2 separate regions of the Mus musculus genome follow, and region 1 is linked to region 2. Evidence: chromatin loops called from intact Hi-C (ENCODE). Cell type or tissue: gastrocnemius. All regions are shown on one strand. Links, peaks and the distances in the headings refer to the core of each region. The heading gives the core; the rest is flanking DNA. Region 1 overlaps Aox2 (aldehyde oxidase 2). Region 2 overlaps Aox4 (aldehyde oxidase 4).

Region 1 (11,853 bases), core at 1,280-9,279, 50 kb before region 2:
AGTCATTGGCCACAAGTTGCACAGACTTCAGAGCCTGGCTGGCTTCCTTTGGCGGAGGGACCAAGCTGGGCAGTTAATGTGAAAAGGCAGTGGGGCTTCTGAACTGTGAGCTGGTGACCTTGTAACCTGATGCCCTTGGGCGAGCACATTTTCTTTTTGCACCGCAGGTTCTTCATCTATAGGGGAAAGATTAAGCTATGTTGAGGATTTTGAATTGTGCCTCATATAAGGGCCCCAGAGACAGGAGGGCTGAGGAAAAGTGACCCTTTCCTATGGAACAACCTATTTTCATTACTGACTTTACTGATACTTGGTATCAGAGAAAAGTCAGAAAGCGGGAAGACTGGCCAGTGCTTGGCCAAAGAGTATGGAGGGTCTCTGGCTACAACCTTGACTTTGGCCATGAGGTTTGCAGAGGAGACACACTTTCACTTCAGAAAAAGAATGCAGTATGGGCCGGAGCTAATAAGATAGGTACCTGAGGGTGATCTGCCGAGGTTAGCCATTCACTACTTCCTAGCAGGGCTGGAACTTACCTCCACTGGTTTTAGTCACCATTCTTAGATCAGGAATTCTAGCAGGAGACAGGAGGACAGGGTAAAAGTGTCCTTGAGACTTCATGGCTGGTCCTGAAGGAAAAAAATACATTTTAGAGAGAGAGAAAAAAATGCCCTTTCTTTTACATTGAACATTTCTCATAAAAACATTCAGACACAAAGCTTAAACTTTGATAATAAATATGTATGGAAGTGAAAGCAATGACCATATATATATACTCCTCTGCCCAATGTATGCATTCCCTGACTTGTACTCCTGCTATGTAGACCAATAGGAAATAAAACCGTGAGAGGCTCCTCAAACTCCCTTACACATAAGACTGGCCAGTGCTTGGCCAAAGAACCTGGAAATACTTCTAAGAATGTTTGTGGCTGAGAGTAGTGGTGCATGCCTTTGATCTCGGCACTCAGGGGCAGAGCCAGCTGAATTTGAACTCTGTGAGTTCAAGACCAGACTGGCCTGCATAGTGAGTTCCAGGCTGGTCAAAGTGACAACACTTTTTTGACTGCCTCAAAATAAGCAAAACAACAACAACAACAAACAACAAAAGACCAAACCAAAACAACAAACAAAAACAAAACACACACACACACACAAAACACCCCAAAAAACCAAACCAAACCAAAATAGAGAATGTTCATATGACTCGGTGTCAAGCACCTGCTGATCATGTGTGAGGCTCTAGGTTTGATCCACAGCATGGAAATAAAAAGACATTTATAAAACCTGGGGGCCCTGGAAATAGCTGGAGCTATTTTAACAGACTGGAGGGGCAAATCTTTCCGTGCTCATATAATGGAGTAGAACCCATGAACGTGCAAAAACAGGGGATGAGTTTCAGGTCAAGAATGTTGACTGAAAGACACAAATTTCAGAGTAAAAGCGACAGTCTCTGTACAGTATATACAAAATTAACTGACACGTTGTTCAGTTAATTCAGACGTATGTGGTAATCATAAAAAATGAGGAAGAGGCTGACCAATGACAAACAGTTCACCTGAGGGGTGTCATCAGGAGGGAAGGGAGGGAGGAGCAATGGCTGTGCCTCTCAGAAGGCCAGTGGTTAGAACACCAATTACACGTTTGTGGAGAATGCTGGGCATCAAACCCAGAGCTTGAACAGGCTAGGTTAGCATTCTACCACTGGACTCTGTCTGTGTGTGTATGTGTGTGAAGCAAAGTTATTAACATGGCTATGGGTAGTCAGTAGGTATGTTTGTTAATACATCCACAAATATTTTATGACATTCTTTATGTCTATTTAATATTTAACCGTAGCAAAAGAACAAGAGATAAAATGAATTAAAACATTTTTTTTTAAAACCCTCTCATATCATCCCCAGCTATCCTGAATACTACTAGGGTGCATGTCCATCACCTTTGAAAGTCACTGAATTTGCTAGACAGGTGAATATTTCATCTCTAAGCAGCAGATTGGGAACGGATCAGGGACCAGGAAGTTCAACCAGGCAGACTGTGACCACTTACCCAGGGCTGTGTTGCCCGAGATGAGAGGAGCTTCAGGGTACTTAGCTTTCAGCACCAAGAGTTCTTGGAGGGTTCCTGGGGCGATCCAGGTGATTCTCTCTCCATAAAAGGTTAGGGTTTGCTTCTCTGGGTTCTCAGCCATCCTCTGAGGGCAAATGACAGGATATCTACCTGTGTACATACCAGCCACTCTGGGCCACAGCAGGCCCTGGGTGGGTTGTGTCCTTCTAGGAAGACTTCAAGGTTCTGGGGGACACTTGTCCAGAAAGACACTCGCTATATCCACTGGCTAAAGCCTGAATTCATGTAAATAGGTGGCCTTTGGGGAAGAAGTGACCCTATAAGTCAGTGCCTACCGTTGACTACTGCACAGCCTCGGATAATTCAGTATTAATTCAGTTTCATGGCTTTTATATCACAGTAATCCTAATGACCCCAAATTAATATCATCAGTCTGGATTTTTTCCTTTAATATTTATGTCATTTCTCAGTGAATTCTTGATGTCTGTCACCTCTTAGATGTGTCAGGGGCACCTCACATTTATTTTGCCCTAACTGAGCTCCTTTCTCAGCCCTTGGAAAAGAACACCAAAGGAAAGCCGACCTGCCCCGCTGGAGGTTTTTCCATCTGGAAACTGGTACCCTCTAGCTACATATAACACTGGGGTCAGGCTTGGCTCTCACTCGACATCACACCAGCAGCAAGCATACCCAGAATCTACTTGGTCCTCACCACCTGCACCAAAGGTCTAGCCTCTGCCCTTTGGGGTGGTGGCTATCCCCTTACAGAGCACACTGCTTCTTCCCTGCCCCCTCCTCAAGCTTTAGGAGGTTCTTGGCTCAGCAACAGAAAGCATCCTGATATGACGGCAGTAGGAGCTTGACCCTCTTCTATGTGACCTCCCTCATAGTGGCTTTTCCTATACACAAGGGAAAGCCAAGCAATGTTAAGTCCAGCACGGCCCGTCCTGACGGCTTCTGACCTTCCCTCTTTACTGTGTTCTGTTCAGGCTGGTTCTGTGAGTCCGGATTAGGCCAGCTGTCTGTCGTTTTGTCTCTAGTATGTTCACACTCGCTATTCCCAAGGCCTGGCTGCTTCTCCCAGAACGCCTCCCCACGACAGACTCCACTCTTCCTTCTAGAGTTTCTTCAGAAATTACCTCCTCAGAGGCATCTTCTCTGGACACAGCACTGAAAATTACAACCATCTGCGTTCTAGCCTTGCCTCTGCTTGCTGATTTGATTTTTCCTTAGCTCTGGATGTCTCGGAACTTACTGTGTAGACCAGGCTGGCCTTGAACTCACAGAAATCCGACTGCCTCTGCCTCCTGAGTGCTTGGATTAATGGTACTGTGCCCAGTTTACATAGTCATCTATTATTTTGCTTACTGTCCACCTCTCTTCCCAGATTGCAAGCTCTCCTAGGGCAGTGTCTTCTGTTAGCTTCCTTCCTTACTGTATAGCTAGTACTTACAACAATGCAGTGTGTTGCTAAATGGGTATTTATTTTTGAATGAGTATGTTCTCATTCAAAATATTCAGAATGTTTTCTTGCCCCAGAAAAGGGGGCTGGAGAGGGTTAGGGGCATACGCTGCTCTTGGCAGTGGTTCAAAATGTCTGCTATGCCAGTTCCAAGGATCCAACACATGGGCACATGGGCACATGTGTACACTCAAGTGTACACACTCACACATAGACATACCGACATACACATCATTGAAACCAGAAATGAATATTTAATAAAAGAGGGAAAAGTATTTTATAGAAGGGGCCTGGGATGCCTGAGAAAGAGCGCTCACTAGGCTTATGGAGGAGGGGTGGGGCTGGGTGCCCCTGTTTCTGTCAGTCAAGAAACTGCCCCCAAAGCAGGGAGCAAAGGAGGGAAGAGGCAGTGTTCCTGACAGTCAGGTGCAATGGAGGACGCTCAGCAAGCTGAACGGCCTGGACAGTCAACAGGGACGTGTTGCAGATCACACTGATTAAAAGTAATGCTGGGTTGGGTTTTAAAAAGCCCAAGGTCAGCCAGGGATGGGAGGAAGTAGGTTTCTGGATCCTACCCAACACGTCTCCCATTTGACATGTCACCTGAAGGACGTGGTAGATTTACAAAATTGGGTTCATAACTGGAGATTTAAACAAGCACATAAAATACCCGTGTTGTCTTACCAGGAGTTCTGGGGGAAATATGAGCTCCTGGGTCGGGTCCAAGGGCTGGAACTCGTCTTTCACAAATAGCTTCGTGCAAATCTTTATAAAAGGAAGAAGCAGATGGCTGTGTCAGCTCAGCTCAGTTGGAAAGAGCCCTGGGATTCTTTAAGGAATTAGGGCAGGATGCATGCAGTAGGAGTCTCTCACGTCCCCCTATTGGGAACTCGTTGTAACCCAATGACTTAGAATAGGGGTGGGATTGCCCGACAGAGAGCGGCTGGTTGCCAGTAATGTGGTTCTAGAGGGAAGAGTGTCTTGACTCTTACAAAGAGCATCCTGGGAAATGCCAAGACTTCTTGTGAAAGTAAACAGATGCTAGAGGAGCTTGGGGGAACCTCCACTGTACTTACTGTCCCCTCTGTTGCAAATCATGGTCAACAATCTCAAGCTCTGGGGATGTCCCAGAGTTTTCGGGAAAATGACTCTAAACATATCTTTCTGCATAAACACACACACACACACACACACACACACACACCCCTCATGACTGTTTATTGAAGGCTTTTACCCATGTTAGTGTTATTTCATCTCCGTGACAATTGTATTAAAAGTTATAATCTGAATTTTGGCATTTTGCCCACCAGGAAAGGGAAGCAGGGCAGAACCGGACCCAACTGCCCTCCTGTCTCCCTCACATCTGCTTCAGTGCTCTCCTTGCCAGGAGAGGAACCTGAGGACACAGGAGAACTGAGCTGCAGGGTGTGGGGTGCAGGCGCATAGAGGAGAGAGAGAATCACAGACATTGGAGGGTTGACAGGTCTGGTTCCCTCTTAACACCCCCACCCCCACCGACCTTTCTATGGAAAGGTGCTTAACCTTTCTAAAGAGTAAGTGGAGATAATGCTTATTTTGGAGGGTAATTGTGATGATTAGATGAAATGGCCTGACATTTGTCATTTCCCACTCCTTGTCTCCCCCCCCCCCCCCCCATCTTTCTGAGGCCTTGAGAGGTTCCAGAAAGCACACATGGTTATTCCTTGTACGGACTCTCTGTACCCCTGCAGGGTGAGGTAACAGTGGACCAATTGGTTTCTTGTGTGAGAAGTAGCTTGGGCAGTACTTGGGGCCAATGATTTGGTTCTAAAACCTAGAAAAAAAGATTTCACGTGAGAATCAAAGTTGCCAGACAGTGAATCAACAGGCAGAAATGAAAAGTTCTAAACAGGCTCAACAGCAAGACTTAACCGTTGTCCAAATGAAAAATGGTCAGAGAGTAAGAGGTAGAGGTGGTCCTAGGCAGACACCTGGTCTGTCACCCAGCAGGGACACCCCTGTGAACTGCCGTGTCACTGAGCACTCAGCCTTCTCCACAGAATGTGTGACTGTGAGGAAAGGATGGGGTTTTACTTTATAGTTGTGTTTCTCCTTAGGAGTAAATACCGAGGAACATTCTAGCTTAAACACAACCCTTGGTGTTTGGCTTCATTAAGTCAAGTGGTACCTAGCGCCCGACCTGAGGGTGCTCAACCCGAATGCCTGAGTCTGCAAGGTGGGGAATGGACTTTGGGATGTGTTGACTCTTCCAAGTGTTGATCTTCCTCGAGTCACTTTGGGGGTGTGTAGCTCGCCTCCTCGGGTAACACCTCTTTATTCCACCGCACCCCTTCTTTAGACTAAAGAAAGGGTATCAGCGGGAGGTGCTTGTGGACAGGTGGGTCTGAAGGACACAGACACACACAAAGAGGATGAGAGGCAGTTTTTTCTCAGGCCGGCTCTGAGCTCTTTCACAGCCTAAGAGGTGTTAGCTGGGATCTTATTAACCTCTCTATTCGACCCCTGTGAGAACAGGATGGTGGATCTTTTAAAAAGGAATGTCTGTCAGATGATAGTGCCACAGGCTGGAATGCTGCAGTGGACTTAGCTTGCCAGCTGACAGTGCTGTCTCTGTCTCAGCTCAGGGACCGAGGACGGCTGTGTGAGCAGGGACAGCTTTAGAACTTGTTTCTAACCACGGAGGTGACCTCATGCAGTCGATGCTTTTCTGCCATCTAAGAGGTTTTTGTTTCCCTTTTGTTCCGGCCTTTCTAGTCTGAAGTCTATGAAGGGGAAGGTCCGATTGTGATTGCTGAATGAGCAACTATGCTCACTACATACCTGCAAACTGCGGGGCTTCCTGCAAGTGCTGGGAAGGTTGCAAACAAAGCGGGAGCCGTCCATCAAATGCCTATGCATGCTCGGCGCTGCCAGAGCTAGGTGGGCGTTAAGCAATGCACAGAGAGAGAACAAAACAGACCGAGGGACTCACATCACTTTTGCTTCCCGATGAGTCACTTTCCTTCTGATCCAAGCAACACTGTCCTGTTCCTTTCTGTGGACAACCGTCTGGCTCCTGAGGACATGAAGTGCTGTATGTGAATAATACTTTTTATAGGCAAATAAGGTCGTGCCCTGAAGGTTTGAACAATCTATACGAGACTTCAGACTCTGAAGCCACCTTCTACTTACAGGGATAGCACAAGGCTGATCTTGCTTTGCTTATTTACTTATTTTATGAGGTAGTTTATGAAACACATACCATATAAACAAGTAATATAAAATAGCACAATGTGCAGAAATGTAAAGAAACACCCACTGCCCAGGTCACTGGCATTTTGACATATTTGGGATTATATTGTATTTATATCATATCTATGCTGTACTCAGTAGATGAACACCATTCATTGAAAGTACATATCTGAGCTATTTTAGAGTAATGACTAGTGGTAAAATACATTTTTTAAATGGTATTTTTCAGGACAACCATGATACAGCCACTACAGCGCATACATATTTTGGGACATTGCTCATTTAATTCATATGGAACCTTTACGGAAGGGGAATGCAGCTGGGTGAGTTATGGCAGTTTTTAAGTGGTCCCTGCTTGCAGCTCATCCGTTTCTGTTTCTTGCAACCCCACTCCTTGTACCTGCTTCCTCAGGTGGTCTCTCCTGTCTTGCAAAGCACTTCCTCCCAACTGTTTGAATTCCCTGTCCTTTCCCCATATCTTTTGCTGCTACTTGCTGACTCTGTCCAAGAAGCAAAAGCAGCTGGCAGAGCAACCAGCCCTTCCTCTCCCACCATAAGCTCTTAGAGTCCCCAGGATGGACGTGGGTCGATGGAGGCTGAAGAAAATCGTGCTTCTTTGGGTTCAGTGGGTAATAAAAACCTGTGTCCTACCTGGGGCTGGGTTTCTTTCACCTAATGTAGCATGAGACTGGCTGGCAACAGGGTGAGCTATTGGAACTCATTTTGGACTTTATCTCCAGCACCTGTGTTCCAGGAGCGGCAGGTAGTACCTACACTCTTAGGGAAAGGAGTTAATTTAGCACTCTTGCTGGTATCTCATGCTTCCCCACTTACAGCAGCAATCAGCTGAGTGTACAGTCTCTTTATTCCACTTTTTAGTGTGTCAACTCTGGCTCCCTCACGGGGCAATAGAAATCTGGGACACACATGACCAGAATACCCTCCTGGCTTTGGGACACACCCACTGTATATTTCCAGGTCTACCTCTACGGCATGTGGAACTGAGGCAGGAGCACATACAGAGATGTTAGCCTGTGGCTTCTGCTTTCTCTTTCTATATGGCTCTGTAGTGGCTGCATATGCTCCTGTGAATACTCCAGCCCAGTGTCTGCTCTTTCTCTATAAGGAGCTTCATTGAACTTGTGTGCACACATTGGCTCCTAAGACCTTCCCTAAAGTACCTAGCCTAAAGGTACAGTTGAAGCCCTATATGGAGAATGATCCAGAAAAAGATAAGCATATCGAGTTATCCCTATGGACTCCTGAATAGCTGGGTAAGAACTACAGGGGGCTCCTCCAAGATGTGAGGTACCCTTTGCTTCTGCCTAATGTCTCCCCCCACATCCACTGTGTCCTCAGCAGAGCGTCATCAGATGCACCATCTTGAGTGTCTGCCAAATGCTATTCAGTCAACAGCATTCTCATTATGAGTAATTATTTGTTGAGCTCTTACTAACTGCCAAGCAAGACATTTGAGTTTTCACCAGAGAGATATCTCTATTTTTGGAGGCTGTTCCCTGTGTTCTTGGAGTGAATTTTAGCTTCTACGTTGCAATTTCTCCTTCTTTTTCTATTTTCCCATTCCCAGTTGCTTGGGTTCTCAGAAGAAGCCTTCTTCACAACAGCAAAGCCTGGCTTGACTTCTAGTGTTTACAGACAACATTTCAGCTGCACTGGATAGATGCCCTGTCTCACTGGTGGTGAGTGTCGGACAGACAGCTTCTTAGCTCACCTGACTTTCTTCTGTGGTTCTAGACCACATCAAAGGTGGTGTAATGCTCACCTGGTCTACAGCAAGCACTGGCAACTCCAATGAGTCCTCGCCCTTTCCCCCTCCCCTCTGCGGTGACATTTGTCTGTTTTAGTCGGTTGTGATGGTCTTACAAACCCCATTCTTGTGTCCCCAGCTTTGATCACCTGTTCTTCTCATTCCTACTCCGTATGACGTGTCTCCACTTCCTTACCCTTGTGTACTCACCATGCAGAAGGTCCTGCCGCTCTCCAGAATTGGCCGATACCCAGTACAGCGGCAGAGGTTCCCTGATCAGAGGGGAAGCATAGCTGTGAATTGCTTGTCTCTACTGCTTGCTTTTCCAGATTATTATTTATTTATTGGTATTTATGTGTGTCTGTGTGTGGATGCTCTTAGAGGTCAGAAGAAGGTATTGCATTTCCTGGGGCTGAAGTTATAGGTGCTTGTAAGCCACAAATGTGGGTGCTGAGAACTGAACTCTGGGCCTCTGGAAGAGCAGCAAGCTCTCCTAATGACTGAGCCAAATCTCCAGCCACTCTACTGGATTCTTTTAAAAACCGAAATAGATCTAACAGATTTTCTTGTCAGTTCTGGGGAGTAGAACTCAGGGCCTTGGACATGCTAGGATAACATTCTACTTCTGAGCTATGATCCTAGCCCTGATGTTTAGCTATTGACAATAACTATTTTAAATTATGTAAGACAGTGAGATCTTAAGAAAGCAATCCCCAAGGTGTCACTAGACAGACAAAGTGCCACGGGTGGGCTACCAGGTGTGTTCCTCAGAGGCTCTTAGGTCACTGCACCAGAGTCACCTGGTTGTATTTGTTAAGAACATGAATCTGCCCTTCTGGAACCTGAGCATCTGGAGACAGGCAGGAGAGCCTGCATTTAAGAGACCAGTGGGCCATTCTGTTGCATGGTAAAGTCTGGAATCCTTACGCTTCCAAGGATGAAGGTGAAGGTCTGAGGGTAGAGAGAGAGTGTAGACTAGAGTTCATCTCTGATGGCCTGACTAAGAAGTTTGGGCTCAAAGGATGTGCAAGCTATGGGTTAGTAAAGAATGGGTAGAATTCTCAGAGCAGCAGGAACAAGATGGGGAGAGACTGGCCTGGAGGAGTCGTGTAGAGAGCAGGAAGTATGACAAATCGGGCTTGGTCAAGTTTTAGGGCTGATGAGCTGCTGAAGAGAGACCTGGGGAAGGTGGGGGTTTTAGATGAATTAGTATGATTCTCTGATTATTGTTATTGTTATTATTATTATTATTATTATTATATTGTGAATTGAACCCAGGACTTTTGCCCATAATAACTACTCTATCATATGCTCAGCTATGGTTTTCTGCACTTGAAAGAAGAGATAAGGATAGAGAGCTAGCGAGAGCAAGAGAGAGGGAGGGAGGAAGGGGAGAAGGGGAGAGAGGGAGAGAGAGAGAGAGAAAGAGAGAGAGAGAGAGAGAGAGAGAGAGAGAGAGAGAGAGAGATCAGCAGCTGGCACATAAGGAGCATATCTATTTTCATCTGTCTTCAACCTTTGAATTGAGGACTTGTTTACAGATTGATAACACCTGAAGATAATGTTTATTAACCCTATATGTTTATAAAACTAAAACTGTTACAAATCTTTCAGATGAGAGGCTTATTATGAATTGATATATGCCGCTCTACCAAGACTCTTTGTAGTCTTAAGTCCTGGCAACTATGAACATAACCTTGTTGAATAATAAGATCTCTCCCAGTGGAATCAAGAGGTAACAAGGTTGTCCAGGCCTGGGGCGGGCCTACCCCAGTGGCTGATGTCTGTAAACAAGAGGAAGATCTATAAGCCAGACAGCAAGGAGAAAGGTGTGAGGTAGAAACAGTTTGGAGCTATGTAGCTCATGAGCTCAGAAATGCCAAGACTCAGCTGACTGAGAGGAATAAGGCTGAGAGGAATAAGGAAGCAGTCTCTTCAGGGCTTTCAGACACAGCACTGGTGGGCCGATAGCTCGACTCCAGACTTAATGCTCCCAGAACTGCATGAGAACTTTCTGTGTTTTCAGCCAGTTGTGCTTTGTTGGGTAGGCTCATGGATTCCGGTCCCTGGGGAGCATGTGATAAGTCAGCAGACAGAAGTGTGGTGGCCCCTGGGCCGCGTGCAGATGACTTGACGTCTGTGTCTGCACACAAATGTTAGAAATGACTGTGGCTTGGCACTGGAGCAGAGCTAGGAAGATCCTGAGGGTGGTGTGGGAAAGCATGAAGAACCTTTTCCTTCTGCCTGCCTCCTGTGTCACACCTACCTCCCAAGGCCTCCATGAGCTGTTCCTCTGAGGGCTGCGGGTGGTTCCTGAGCAGTGTGTAGATGGACATCACCATCCCAGGGGTGCAGAAGCCACACTGGGTGCCGTGGCTCTTGGCGATCCTCTCCTGGAAGCATACATTTGTGGTCACATCTGCCGCCTCAGATTCTCTCCAGGGTCCACAAATCTGTACCATTCTCACCCTCTGAGCAAATGTGCCCCGCCCCGTTGTCCAGTTCTGTATATTCCCCTTTCTAGGCAGCTCCCAAAGGCAAGAGGTTCAGAAGTTACCGCTCACAACTTTAATTACTTTTCAGGGTCAGATGCTCTGAGACTTCTGTTTGGGAATTAGCAGTGTGCAGCCGGCACTCCCAGTGAGAACACTTATCCAGGAATTAGTAATTATTAGGAGGGTGCACGTAAGTTTCAAAACTGGTTTTCTTGAACACCCGTACATCTTCCACGGCTTAGATCTCATGGGAGGCTGTGCGGCTTTGACTGACATGGAGACCATTGCTGATCTCCTGTTGTCTTCCTTAATATTTTCTGTGTCAGCTCAAAAGACTTAGCTTTCAGGGACCGAGGATTTTGGTCTCTGTTATTTCAAGCGTGATCTATGGTCTTCTGGGAAATGGTGGGGAACTCAGGTCCCTGCTCCAAACTGCTTGGCCAGAATCTGAACTTTTAGCAAGTTCCAGGTGACTCTTGTGAACACCAAAGCTTGGAAGCTTGGCTCTAGATTCAGTGCACAATGCCTGGGGTCCCACTGTGTGGACTTAGCTGCGAGTGTCTTGTACGACTTCCTAGCAGACTCTTTTCTGGGTCCTTTATCTTTACTGACCTCTTTGGAGTTGACTCTCAAGTGGTTAAATCAAGAAACCCTGGGGCTTCTCCTGCCTAAAATCCCTGAGCATTGGTTGATCTGACTGTGGCTTCCCAAACTCCCACGACAATGACAGGAGAATCAGTGCCAGCACATGTCACATCACCGTTCAACCCAACACTGCCGCTTCAGCAGCAGGCTGAGTGCTGGAGGGGGAGTGTCCCCGTCCTCTAGGG
Region 2 (11,853 bases), core at 1,604-9,603:
TCTACCTATCTTTGCTTCCTGAGTGCTGGGATCAAAGATATGTGTGACTGCACCTGGCTTAGGAAGTCTGTTTTCTATCCATGAAAATTCATCTTGAATGGGACTAATCAAAGCTGTGGCTAGAACTTAGTTATTTGAGTTTAATGATTTGCCTGCTGTGTGGTCTCTGCCCACACTCCCCGTTGTTCCTGTAGCATGCAGAGTGGTCCATCACTCAATGATTCTTCCTTTTAATGTCTTATGCTTTACAGTGCTCACATGGCATTCCTAAGAGTTGGAAGCCTTCCTTGAGAAGATTTAAGACGTTTTGTCATAATCTCAAGGTGATTCAAGATGTCAGATGGAATGGAAGAGTGACTGAGGCAGTCCCTGGGCCCTAGCAATATTTATGATGTAGACATGAATCTGTGGATGTTGTAGCCACACACAATCAACAATGATTTTGACATTGGAGCAGAGTATTAGACTCACAAACCACACACCTCACTCTGTGCATAAAGAATCTCTCCATTGTGATCATTTTCTCCCGGGACATCCTCAGCTGTGATCACGTCAACCACACCTGGACACGCCAGGGCTTCTGATACATCAAGTGATCTGGGAGGAACATAGGCAGGGTTTAAGGTTGCAGAGGAAATCTCAGGGTATAGGAAGAGGATTCTACAGACAGAGAAATCTGTGATGAATAAAGATGAAAATAAGAGCAGGTGTTCTAACACTTATAACTATGCTTTAAAAATGGCTGGTTCTCGCCCAGAAGAGATGACTACTCTAAATTGACCTAAATAAATAATAAACTGTCAGGTTAAAAATGAAATGGTGAACATATGTTAGCAGCAGATGTAATCACTGTGCATTTCCTTACGTGATCTTTGCATGGGCCCTGGTACTCGTGACAACGGCAAGGCAGAGTTCTTGGTCAATGGGAGGCATGTCATCAATAAATATAGCTTCCCCTGTGGCATGTTTAATACCCGACTGGTGCATGATTGGGTGCCCAACTGGATCTTTCTGGGGTTGTTTGGGATCCACACACTGTTAAGAAACAAGACAAGATGTTTGATACCAGACCTGAAGATTGGGTCTGCTGTGTTTGGCTTTACTGATAATAAAAAATAACTATAGGTGACTAGGTAACCAAGTTTGCAAATGGACACTAGTAAATATTTCTCAAGTATATGGTAAGGATATAATCTACTCGCAAGACCCTTCTGCAAAGAAGATGTCATTAATGTCCTCAAGGATTCTTCAGGCTAACTGGAAATTAGGACACATACAAAATAATATGTTCTAGCACAGCTTGCAGTAAGGCATAATTTATACAACTGATAAAGGGCAACCAATATACCCACATTTCCAAGAGATTTGGGGTGACTGTGGTAAAGCAAGGAAGCTCTTGGCAAGGCATTTAGTATTGATTCCTTTAAAGGAAGATCAAAATTAGCGAAGTGAAGGAGAAATGTCAGGAAACCTGGAAAAAAAGTCCAGAAGGAAGATTCAGCCTCTAACTCCTCCAGCATGGCTTCCTTGAGTAAACCATGGAAATTGTATCCATGTGACCAAATATGACATTGGCTGGCTTTTATAAGACTATATGTTTACTTATAATGAAGGTGTTGAAAAGAGAGGTGCATGCATATAACACATATCTGAGTGCATAGATCAATAAAAAGCTCTACCCACCTGGAACATCTGGATTCCTTGGGGTGTTTCTATGGGGAAGTCATCTAGGGCACTCACAAACTTTCCTGGGATGTCAGGAAACTTCTGAGGATCCTGGAGAAAAAGGTTACTTTGCATCTGATTTTATAACCTGAGCTACTGACCTGGGAAGCAAGGACAGAGACAGAATGATCTGGGCTCATGAGATGGTTCAGCAGGTAAAGGTGTTTGCCATTGACCCTGATAATCAGAGTTTAATCCCCAGCACCTACATGGGGGAAAGATCTCTCTCTCTCTCTCTCTCTCTCTCTCTCTCTCTCTCTCTCTCTCTCTCTCTCTCACACACACACACACAGAGACACACACACATACGGAAAGAAGAAAGAAAGAAATAGAACTACCCAATCTAGTGTTCAAGATCTTTGACATTGGTGTTGCTAAGAGTGCCTAGAAGTTCAAGTTCCCTAAACGAGTAGAGAAACTATGACATCTGTTCAGAGAAGGGGAAGCTTGCTTCAGTGAGCATTCACAAGGTCTCCTTTTGAATGACTGAAGGAAGTATGTCTTGATAATAGTGAAGAAAATAGAATGAAACTAAATATGTAACAATAGAGAATTTACGGTAAATTTGGATTCAAAATTCTGCAATCATGAGAAATAATTTTGTAGAAATATATTTATGGACACTGGCAAAAAACAGTTTGGGGTGGCCAGCCAGTGAAGCAGCCATAGCCGGAAACCACAGATATGCCAGAGAAGCAGGCAATCTTGTATATTCACTCTTTTTCCTTTCCTCCAAAGCTAATCCCTCAGTCCCACCCCAGCTCCATGGCAGACTACCAGATGTGGCCTTTCCTCCCCCTCTGCCCCAATCCCCAGGGGTCATAACAGACCCTGGCAGCACACCCTGCTTTATTCCCCACTAGGATGCCTCTAGTCACTTTCTTCTAGCCCATCTCTGTCTCTAACTGTGAGCTCTCATTACCTAGAAACACATTTAACCCCCCACAAGGCAACAGACAGCCACCACACTCCCCTAAAAACCAGAGAGACATCATAATAGACACTGAGGAAATCCTGAGAATCATAAGAAGATACTTTAAAAATCTGTACTCCACCACATTGGAAAATCTAAAAGAAATGGGTAATCTTCTTATATATACAACCTATCAAAGTTAAATCAATATCAGATAATCAATTTAAACAGACCTATAACTCCTAGTGAAATAGAAGCAGTCATTAAAAATCTTCCAACTAAAATAAGCCTAGGACTAGGTGGTTTTAGCACAGAGTTCTACAGACTTTCAAAGAAGAGTTAATCCCAATTGTCCTCAAGTTATCCCAAAAAATAGGAAAAGAAGGAATATTGTTCAATTTTTAAAAACTAGACTGTTTAAAAGCCACATTTAAAACCCAAGAGAATTACAGACCTATTTCCCTTATGAACAAATGCAAAAATTCTCAATGAAATACTTGCAGATTGAATTTAAGAACACATCAAAAAGATCATCTATCATGGTCAAATAGACTTTATCCTAGAGCTGCAAGGATAGTTCAACATATATAAATCAATAAATGTAATCTATCATAGAAACAAACTGAAAGAAAAAAATCATGTGGTCATCTTATTAGAAGCAGAAAAAAGAGAGGCTGGAGAGATGGCTCAGCTGTTAAGAGCACTGGCTGCTCTTCCAGAGGTCCTGAGTTCAATTCCCAGCAACCACATGGTGGCTCACAACCATCTGTAATGAGATTTGATGCCCTCTTCTGGTGTAACTGAAGACAGTGACAATGTACTCATATAGATAAAATAAATAAATCTTAAAAAAAAAAGAAGTGGAAAAGACCATTGGCAAGATCCAGCATTCCTTTATGATTTAAGTCTTGGAGAGACCAAGGATACAAGGCACATACTTCAACTTAAAAAAAGCAATTTGCAGCAAGCTCATAGCCAACATCAATTTAAATACAGACAGAGAAACTCAAGGCAAACCCACTAACATCAGGAACAAGACAAGGTTATTCATTCTTTCAGTTAGTACTTGAAGTCTTATCTAGAGTAATAATTGACAGACATCAAAGGGGATACAAATAGGAAAGGAAGAAATAAAAGTATCTTTATTTTCAGATGATTTTTTTCATACAATATAATCTGATTATATTCCCCTCCCCCCACTCCTCCCAGTTCCTCCCCACCTCCTCTCCTCTTCTGATCCACACCCTTTCTTTCTCTAGTTGGAAAGCAAACAAGCAACTAAAGAATTATATTGAAATAAAATAAAAACCAAACAAATTAGATCATGGCAAAAACAAGAAAATGAACCAAGAAAAAGAAACAAATAAATAAAGAAAGGTAGATGCAGAGACCCACATTCCCACACACAGGAATCTCATAAAACCCTAAAACTAAAAGCCATAATATACACACACAAAGGACCCGTATGGTTAAACAAACAAACAAACAAACAAACAAACAAACAAACAAAACCAAACTAACTGGAAAATCCAAAAGAAATGGAGTATTTTCTTGTACATACCATCTATCAAAGTTAAATCAATATTAGACAAGCTATTTAAACAGACCTAAAAGCCCTAGTAAAATAGAGGAAGTTATTAAAAGTCTTCCAACCAAAATAAGCCCAGGGCTAGATGGTTTTAGCACAGGTTTAACCAACATTTCAATTACATGCAACTGAGTCTCGGTATTGGAAGCTTCCTCTGATGCTTAGGGGCTAGCTATCTAAGGTAGGAATGGGGATAACCTCCAGCAGGGGCTTTGTCACTCAAAAGGATTCTAGCTATTGTGAGTGTGTGTGTGTTTCCATTTAAAGCTAAAAATTGACTTCTAAAGTTCTGTGAAGAATCATATTGGAATTTTGATAGAGATTGTGTTGACTCTACACTGCTTTTGGTAGCAATGAAAGATCTTTCCATCACCTGATATCTTCCTCAATTTCTTCCTTCAGTGTCTTAAAGTTTTTATCATACAAGTCTTTCACTGGCTTGGCTAGTGTTAACCCCAGATATTTTACGATTTTTGAAGCTCTTGTAATAGAAAGGTGTTGCTTCTCTGACTTATTTCTCAGTCTCTTTGTCACTTGTATATAGGAGGGATACTGGGTTTTAATGTATGTTCATTTTGTATCCTGCTGCTTTGTCTCAAGTGTTTGTCAGTGGTAAGGATTTCCCAGTGGAATTTTTTGAGTCACTTATGTATACTGTCATATCATAGATATCTACATACTAAATGTGGTAATCAGGCTATGTAATCGAACACGTGGAACTGCTGCTGATACGACGCGTGAATGGGAAGGAGCGACTAACCCAACAGCACAACGTTCTCAGTCATTAAAGAGATATGCAGGTGGTCATTTCTCTGCTGTATTTGTGTCAATCTCTGGCTTAGACTTATCAAAGATACACCCCACACATGAGATAAAATCTAAGCAAGTACTGAGGACATAGTTTTAAAGTAAGCTGGCTAAGGAGTAGGTAACAGAGACTTGGAAACAGCTTGTATGTCTAAAATTTAGGCAGTTGAAAGATTTCTTTCTTTCTTTCTTTCTTTCTTTCTTTCTTTCTTTCTTGTTTTGTTTTGTTTTGTTTTGTTTTTTCGAGACAGGGTTTCTCTGTATAGCCCTGGCTGTCCTGGAACTCACTTTGTAGACCAGGCTGGCCTCGAACTCAGAAATCTGCCTGTCTCTGCCTCCCAACTGGGATTAAAGGCATGCGCCCCCACCGCCTGGCCTACTGAACCTTCATCAGTGCAGATGTGTCTAAAACTAAAGAATGGATGAGATAACGGTCTATCTACCCATGGACATGCCAAGGAACCATTGTCTATGGTATCATTAAAAATATTTAATAACACTGAAAAAAGTGAAATAACTGAGTTTTACTAAGCAGTTATAGCCACCCCTCCCCCACATACTTATATAGAAAGGGCTTGGAAGGACTATTGGTAACGTTTGAATATTCAATGGTATCAAATGTTATTTCTTCCCTCATTTGGATCTATAAGTATTAAAATATCATTTTCTTCTTTCAACAAGAAAATCTTTTTTAAAGAGGAAAGTATGCAATCCGCTTACTGACGATTTTTCATTGTTGTTGGACAGTCCCTTGGAACATTAGCATTTATCCCACAGATGGAATAGTGTGGCTGCTCCCTCTGAGACTCAGACTGAAGGGAGAAGGATGGAGGAGCTGCAGGGCCGCACCCCATACTACTCTCTGCGGGGGGTGGTGTGGGGGTGGGGTGGAGGTGGGGAGGGAAGACTGTTCTTTGTGTACAGACCCAGGCACCCAGGGGCTCAGAGAAGCTATTTACCATTTCATTCAGCCATCGCTGCACTTTGAGGTAGAATTTGAAGAGCAAGCTGATGATGAGGGTGCGTCGGTACTCCACCATGCCTCCCTCAGCATCTGGTGGGATGCGGATCTCCTGCAGGACCAGCTGGCATGCGTCACTCAGCATTTGGTCGTCCCATTGCCTGGCAGGACAGAAGATGAATATTTCACGGAACAGCCAAAGAATGTCCTAAGGTTTGTTCTCTCTTGGTCTCAGTTGAAATGTGATCACTGCCATGGTGCAGTTGAGGGGAGGTGGAGTTGCCAGACCAAGCAATCTATTTTTAGAAGGGACTATGACTTTGCCAGGCTGGACCTCTTCTGGTGAGCGCAGGGTATTACAGAGAAACGTTGTCTATTTGTCTTCTTCAAACTCCCTTCCATTTTTTACAGAGAGCTGAAGCAACAAAGCCTTGCCAGCCCTATGCTCTGGGACTTTAGCCCCTAGACTCACAGACCAAAACAAAACCCTTCCCTTTAGTAAATGACTTAGTCTCCAGTATTTTGTTATAGTAACAGAAAGTATGTTACAACAAGCAGGCAGACACCAAACTGTAGCAATGAAAAAGGAGGTGTATCTGTTACTTCTCAAGTCCAAACAAAATACCTTTAAGAGATGCCATTAGCTTTTTGTATTTATTATTAGAGGTAGGATCTTAGGCAGCTGAGACAAGCCTCTAGCATGTGCTCTTCCTGAATGCTCTACCACGCCAGGTTCCTTCACTTTCTTCAGAATCTGACTTAATGGTTGCCAAGTCTTTCTTCATAAGCTGATCATATGGATTTACTTAGGTTAAAAAAAGAATCAACCCCGCAAAAACTAAAGGTTTCTGAAGTCTGGAGTTCTGTTTTCACTAGGGGAAAGTTTCCGTGGTTGTCTTAGAAGTGAGGGTTTAATTCAGTATCCGAGGAAAACCTCGTTTAAATTCCACCCACTGGGAATGATCGTATGTGGTTAAGTACAAGTGATTGCAAAAACACTAATTGGAATTTTTTTTAAAGAAAAAAAAAACTTTCTAGAGGCCAGCCATAATGAGGGTTCCTGGAGCAAAACCCTCTGACATGTCAAAGATTCCATCTTCTTGATGTAGCTTAAAGGTATTTTTTCATTTTCAGGATTCAGTATTGGAGATATTTGCTTATTTTGCAGGTCAATTACTTAAAAAACAATATCTACTTAAACTATGCAATTTCTGCAATAATTGTACAGAAACCTGCAATACATGTTGCCTGATGGTGGTGGCACACACCTTTAATCCTATCATTCAGGAGGCAAAAACGGATAGATCTCTGAGTTCGAGGTCAGCCTAGTCTACAAAATGAGTCTCAGGACAGCCAAGGCTACACAGAGAACCCCTGTCTTGAAAGACAAAACACACACACACACATACACACACACACACACACACACACACACACACACACACACACACACACACAGAGGTTTATTAAATCTCAGAAATTTTCCTCAAGTACAGTTTTAATGAAAATTCAAGCAGAAAGGCGTGTAACTGGGACCTACCTCCCAATGAGCTGCTTGCAGGTTTGACTTGCAGAGACCACAGTGGGGGCAACACTTCCAAAGAACATCTTAAGATCCTTGATCGTGTTTGTACCTTCCTCAAACTCCACGCTCATACCAGCATTGACAATAGCAAAGGCATTTTCCTGACGCTGTGCCAACCGGAGTCCTGACACAAACTGCCACTAGAGATAGAGATACTCAGAATAATTAGTGTAGGACACACAGCAACTCCTCCTTCTCTCCCTGTGATGATGATGATGATGACGATGACGTTGATGTCGATGATGTGTGTGTGTATGTGAGAGAGAACGTGTATACACAGTATGTAGAGGGAGAGGCAAGAGGTCAATATCAAATGTCTTCTTCAGTTGTTCTCTGCCTTTCTTTTTGGAGACAGGATCTCTCACTGAACCCGGGGTTTACCAGTTGGCTAGTGTGGCTGCCCAGTGAGCTTCAATCTGTCAGTCTCTGTGTACCATCCCTGAACCACCAGATCTGGGATCACAGACAGCATAGATCATCACATTTGTTACTTTATTTATTTTAATGGGGGTGTTGGGGCTTGAGCTTAGATTCTCATGTCTGCTGTTGCAAGCGCTTTACCCACTGAGCCATCTCTGCTGACCTTCTGGTGATTGTTTACAGTAAAAACCTGCAAGTGGCTTATCACACAGACACAGTTAGTGATGGCAGTTCATGTGAGTATTGTCCTGCTTACATGTCTCATGTGTAGCGATGTTTAATCCTCAGCAGCTCTGCTCATTTTCAGTTACGAGGACAATGTTAGTGACTTCTGCAAGGTCACGGTAAGTGGCAGGCCTGGGCTTCGGATTCTGCTTAAGCTCCAGGCTCTCTGCTTTTCACGGCCTCAGCTGAGACCATGAGGAAGCGATTCCAGTGTCTGGGTTTCATTTGCTTTAAGAAGATATTGGGGTGGATCAGACGGTGTGTGTCCCAGGCTGCTGGCTGAGATGAGGGCAGACGGGGACTGGTTACCTCAGATGAGCTACCTAGCACCACTTTTTTCTATTTTTATTTGCCTTCTGTGTAGATTTCATTGGGTGAGATCCTTTAGCTAACGAAAAACCCTGAGCAGCCCTGGGACACACAGTCTCCAGGATTCCAGATCTACACAAGCCATTCTAGGGAGAATTCCATTTCCTGCTTGGAACTCTAGCCCTGAAGTTGAGAAACCTCTTTATGGGGGAGGAGTCTTGAGGTTGCAGGGAAAGTCAATGATCACTGGAGCCCTGCCAACATAAAGCATATCAGAGAAGCTTCTGGAAGGAGCAGTAACTGCACATGGATCTCCTGTGCTGTGCTGCTCAGTGGGGGCTCTTCTGCCCATTCCCACTGCCACCACATTCACGACTGTCTCCCACCTGAATGACTGTATAAGCCTCCCTCCTGTCAGTCTTCAGTCCTCTCACAACCGGGGCCATCCCATCATTGTGCTGGGCCACCTACTGTACTGTAAGCATCTCTTTTGTATAAACATTACCCTGCTTTAACAGTTCAAAGGTGGCCATGTGCTAAGACAGACACAAGTTCTGTGTTGCATCTGACCTGCTCTGTGCTGGGTCCCAGCCACTCTTTCAGTCTCACTTGCCATGATGCCCTGGCTGCTCTGGTCAGGTCTGCCCCACCCCCTTCATAGTCCTCTTACCTGGAATTGTGCCCTCCTTGCCACAGATCTGGAGCCTATCACAGGCTATGTTGAATCCCTGCTGTTCTCCACATTACATTGTCTGGCTCCCAACCTCCGCAAATCCATCCATTGTCCTGCCCTCCCCTCCTTAGCTCCACTACACTGACTGCTCCGCCAGACCTCCTCTAGTTCCTTGTCCACTCGTTGTTTTAAAAAAGATTTGTTTATTTATTTTATGTATATGAGTATACACTGTAGCTGTACAGATGGTTGTGAGCCACCATGTTGCTGGGAATTGAACTCTGGACCTTTGGAAGAGCAGTCTTACCCACTGAGCCATCTCAGCCACCCCTTGTCCACTCATTTTATGGTCCTTGGTGGCTGAGTTTCGTTTTCTATTTCTAGTCTTTCCTACTAGACTTAGAGAGCCTGGGGGAAAGAACCTGAGACCTTTTAAACAAGCTCCTGCACGCTGTTCCTGGATTAACATTGTGTTGTAGAATAGCAGTCATTTAGTTCCCAATGATTCCACTAACTACTGTAAACTATCGGTGATCGGCAAATAGCTCCATAATAAAATTTCAGTTCATCAGAAACCTCTGAGGCCGATATCACTATCCATTTACATACTCTCTGCTAGGATGAATATTCATCTATAACCAAAGTATCTGCTCACCCAGGTGGTTCCTTTTTTTGCAAGGCACCCCAACCACCAAAAGTCATAAAGTGTCCCTTCTGTGGAAGCAACTCAAATGGCCATCTGGGAACTGATTCCTCACTGTGAGTGGCCCTAAACTCTCTCAGAAGCAGTCAGTGGAAACACCCAGCAGGTGAATGATGCAGCACTGGGATGATGGTACAGGAACCTCACCTGAGCAGTGTAAGGAATGAAAATGGACAAGATAACCTCTTCTGGTTTCAAGTCAGCCTCAGGCAACTTCTCCAGGAAAGGGCCATTTAAAGGGAGCTGACGATCTTTTCCTTCTGTTAGAGAAAAGGATCCCGGTTAAGACATGCTTGTCAAACAGGGACTACCTAGAATGAACTGATGTGGGCTGGGAGCCAGAGCCCAGGGGACTGAGTCCCAGCCCCAAGCCTCAGGTGCCTGAGGCAAGTCATGGAAACTTTGGGGCCCAGGCTTCAGAAAGACAGGGTTGCACCAGGTGAGCTAAAAGTCCCACAGCCCATTGCATTCACTCACAAACGCTGACTTCACAGATTTTTAAAGTAATTAGAAAACAATCGGCTACAAAGTATAACATTTCCCAAACAAGAAAAGAGAGATCCCAGGAAGTTAAATTACTTTTCCAAAGTGGCACAATGTGTGTGTGTGTGCTTCATGTGAGTGCACGTGTCTGTGTGAGGATGCTTGTACTGGAGTGTGACCCGCCCGCCCCCCCCCCCCCCCCCCCCCCCCCGCCCCATATCAACCTTGGATGTTGCTCCTTAGATTCTGCCTATCTTGGCTTCTTTTTGGACATGGTCTCTCACTCAGCCTTGAACACGACCTGTTAGGAGGCTGACTGGCTAGGGAGCTGCTTGCTCTCCCCCCTCAGCTTCTGGGATGACAAGAGAGCCACTGTGCTTGGCCTTTTCCCCTTGTTGGTTCTGGGGATTGAACTTGTGTCCTGATGCACCAAGTACTTTCCTACTGAACTTCTCATTCAGCCTTCTGCTTTTCTTTGATTAAAATTAGAAGCATGTATGCTTTCTCTTAGATAGTTATAGTCATTTGAATCAGTTTTTAAAATGTAATTTTAACAGAAGGGAAGAGATTTTTCATTAGCAGTACTATGAATAACATCAATTTGCTTTTATTCCCCTAAGTTTAGTTTTCTTCCACAAAGCTCATATTGGAGTCATGAGCAGTGTATAAGAACTGCCTTCTCTTCAAAGCCAGGGAAAGAAATATACCATAAACTTATGACAAAAATATGTCATAAGCCCCCAAGAAGCCTCTTATTCTTTTCTGTATCTTTTGCAATCATGGATTTATTAATTGTATAGCAATACAATTTGCTGTGGTTCTCGAGTGACCGTTAGAGGGCAGCATGCAGGACTCAGTTTTCTCCTTCTGCTGCGTGGGTCCCAGGGATCAAATTCAGATTGCCAGATTTGCCTGCAAGCGCAAGCGCTTAACCCACTGAGCCATCACAGCAGCCCAGATCCTTTTCTCAAATGCCTTTGATTCTATAATTTGGACTGCTTATAAGTGGGCCAAATATTTAAGAAAAGTATCAGAGACATTAAATCCAGTCTATAAGCACAGATCTTCTGAAAGACAGGTGGATCACAGCTTCTGCCTCAGGTTTGAGGTGATGTTTGAGGCTCAGGGGGCCAAGCAAAATGTTCTTGAGTCCCTAGTTCATAGTATATAGCAGGGTCTATGTGAAAAAAAGGTAAGTGTAAAGTCAGAGGCCCAAAGCTTGATCTCTTACCTCTAGATACCACGTTGATGGTAGCATTTCCAGCTGCCAAAATAGGGTTGAGGTCAGAAAAATTAGGACGGCTTGCAGTGTGTCCTCCTAAAGTCTAATAAAAAGATGACATAAAAAAGTTGCATTCAGTTATCCAACAGGTAAGGAATCATGTACACAAAGATATTGTGTATGCTTTTAATTCTCCTTTTTGCTCCACAGAAAGATCTGGGAGCATTTGGAAGCTGCTA

Evidence for each region. Peaks named below come from ENCODE experiments on the same cell type or tissue, not always from the same donor. Only the 100,000 strongest peaks of a DNase experiment are listed, where the experiment ranks them.
Region 1: a loop joins it to region 2, with 2.9 times the contacts of the local background. A loop is called at or near these places in 2 of 42 quality-filtered maps.

The regions. Positions count from the first base shown.
Region 1 is chr1:58,284,639-58,296,491 of GRCm38, reverse strand. Aox2 (aldehyde oxidase 2) reads right to left here. Exons shown (of 36, transcript NM_001008419.2): 5 at 10,795-10,921; 6 at 8,739-8,800; 7 at 6,501-6,584; 8 at 4,214-4,294; 9 at 2,047-2,191; 10 at 537-629. Gm15759 (a long non-coding RNA gene) reads left to right here. Exons shown (of 3, transcript XR_865437.3): 3 at 6,990-7,077. Among named protein-coding and RNA genes, the nearest start is that of Aox2, 12 kb to the right of the region's middle. In gastrocnemius, for the core only: no CTCF peak of the experiment used is centred there; DNase peaks (open chromatin) are centred at 4,270 and 4,448; H3K4me3 peaks cover 963 bases; H3K27ac peaks cover 946 bases.
Region 2 is chr1:58,234,983-58,246,835 of GRCm38, reverse strand. Aox4 (aldehyde oxidase 4) reads right to left here. Exons shown (of 35, transcript NM_023631.2): 12 at 11,624-11,717; 13 at 10,057-10,169; 14 at 7,535-7,719; 15 at 5,993-6,155; 16 at 1,684-1,776; 17 at 866-1,035; 18 at 483-597. Among named protein-coding and RNA genes, the nearest start is that of Aox4, 31 kb to the right of the region's middle. In gastrocnemius, for the core only: a CTCF peak has its summit at 6,333; a DNase peak (open chromatin) is centred at 9,198.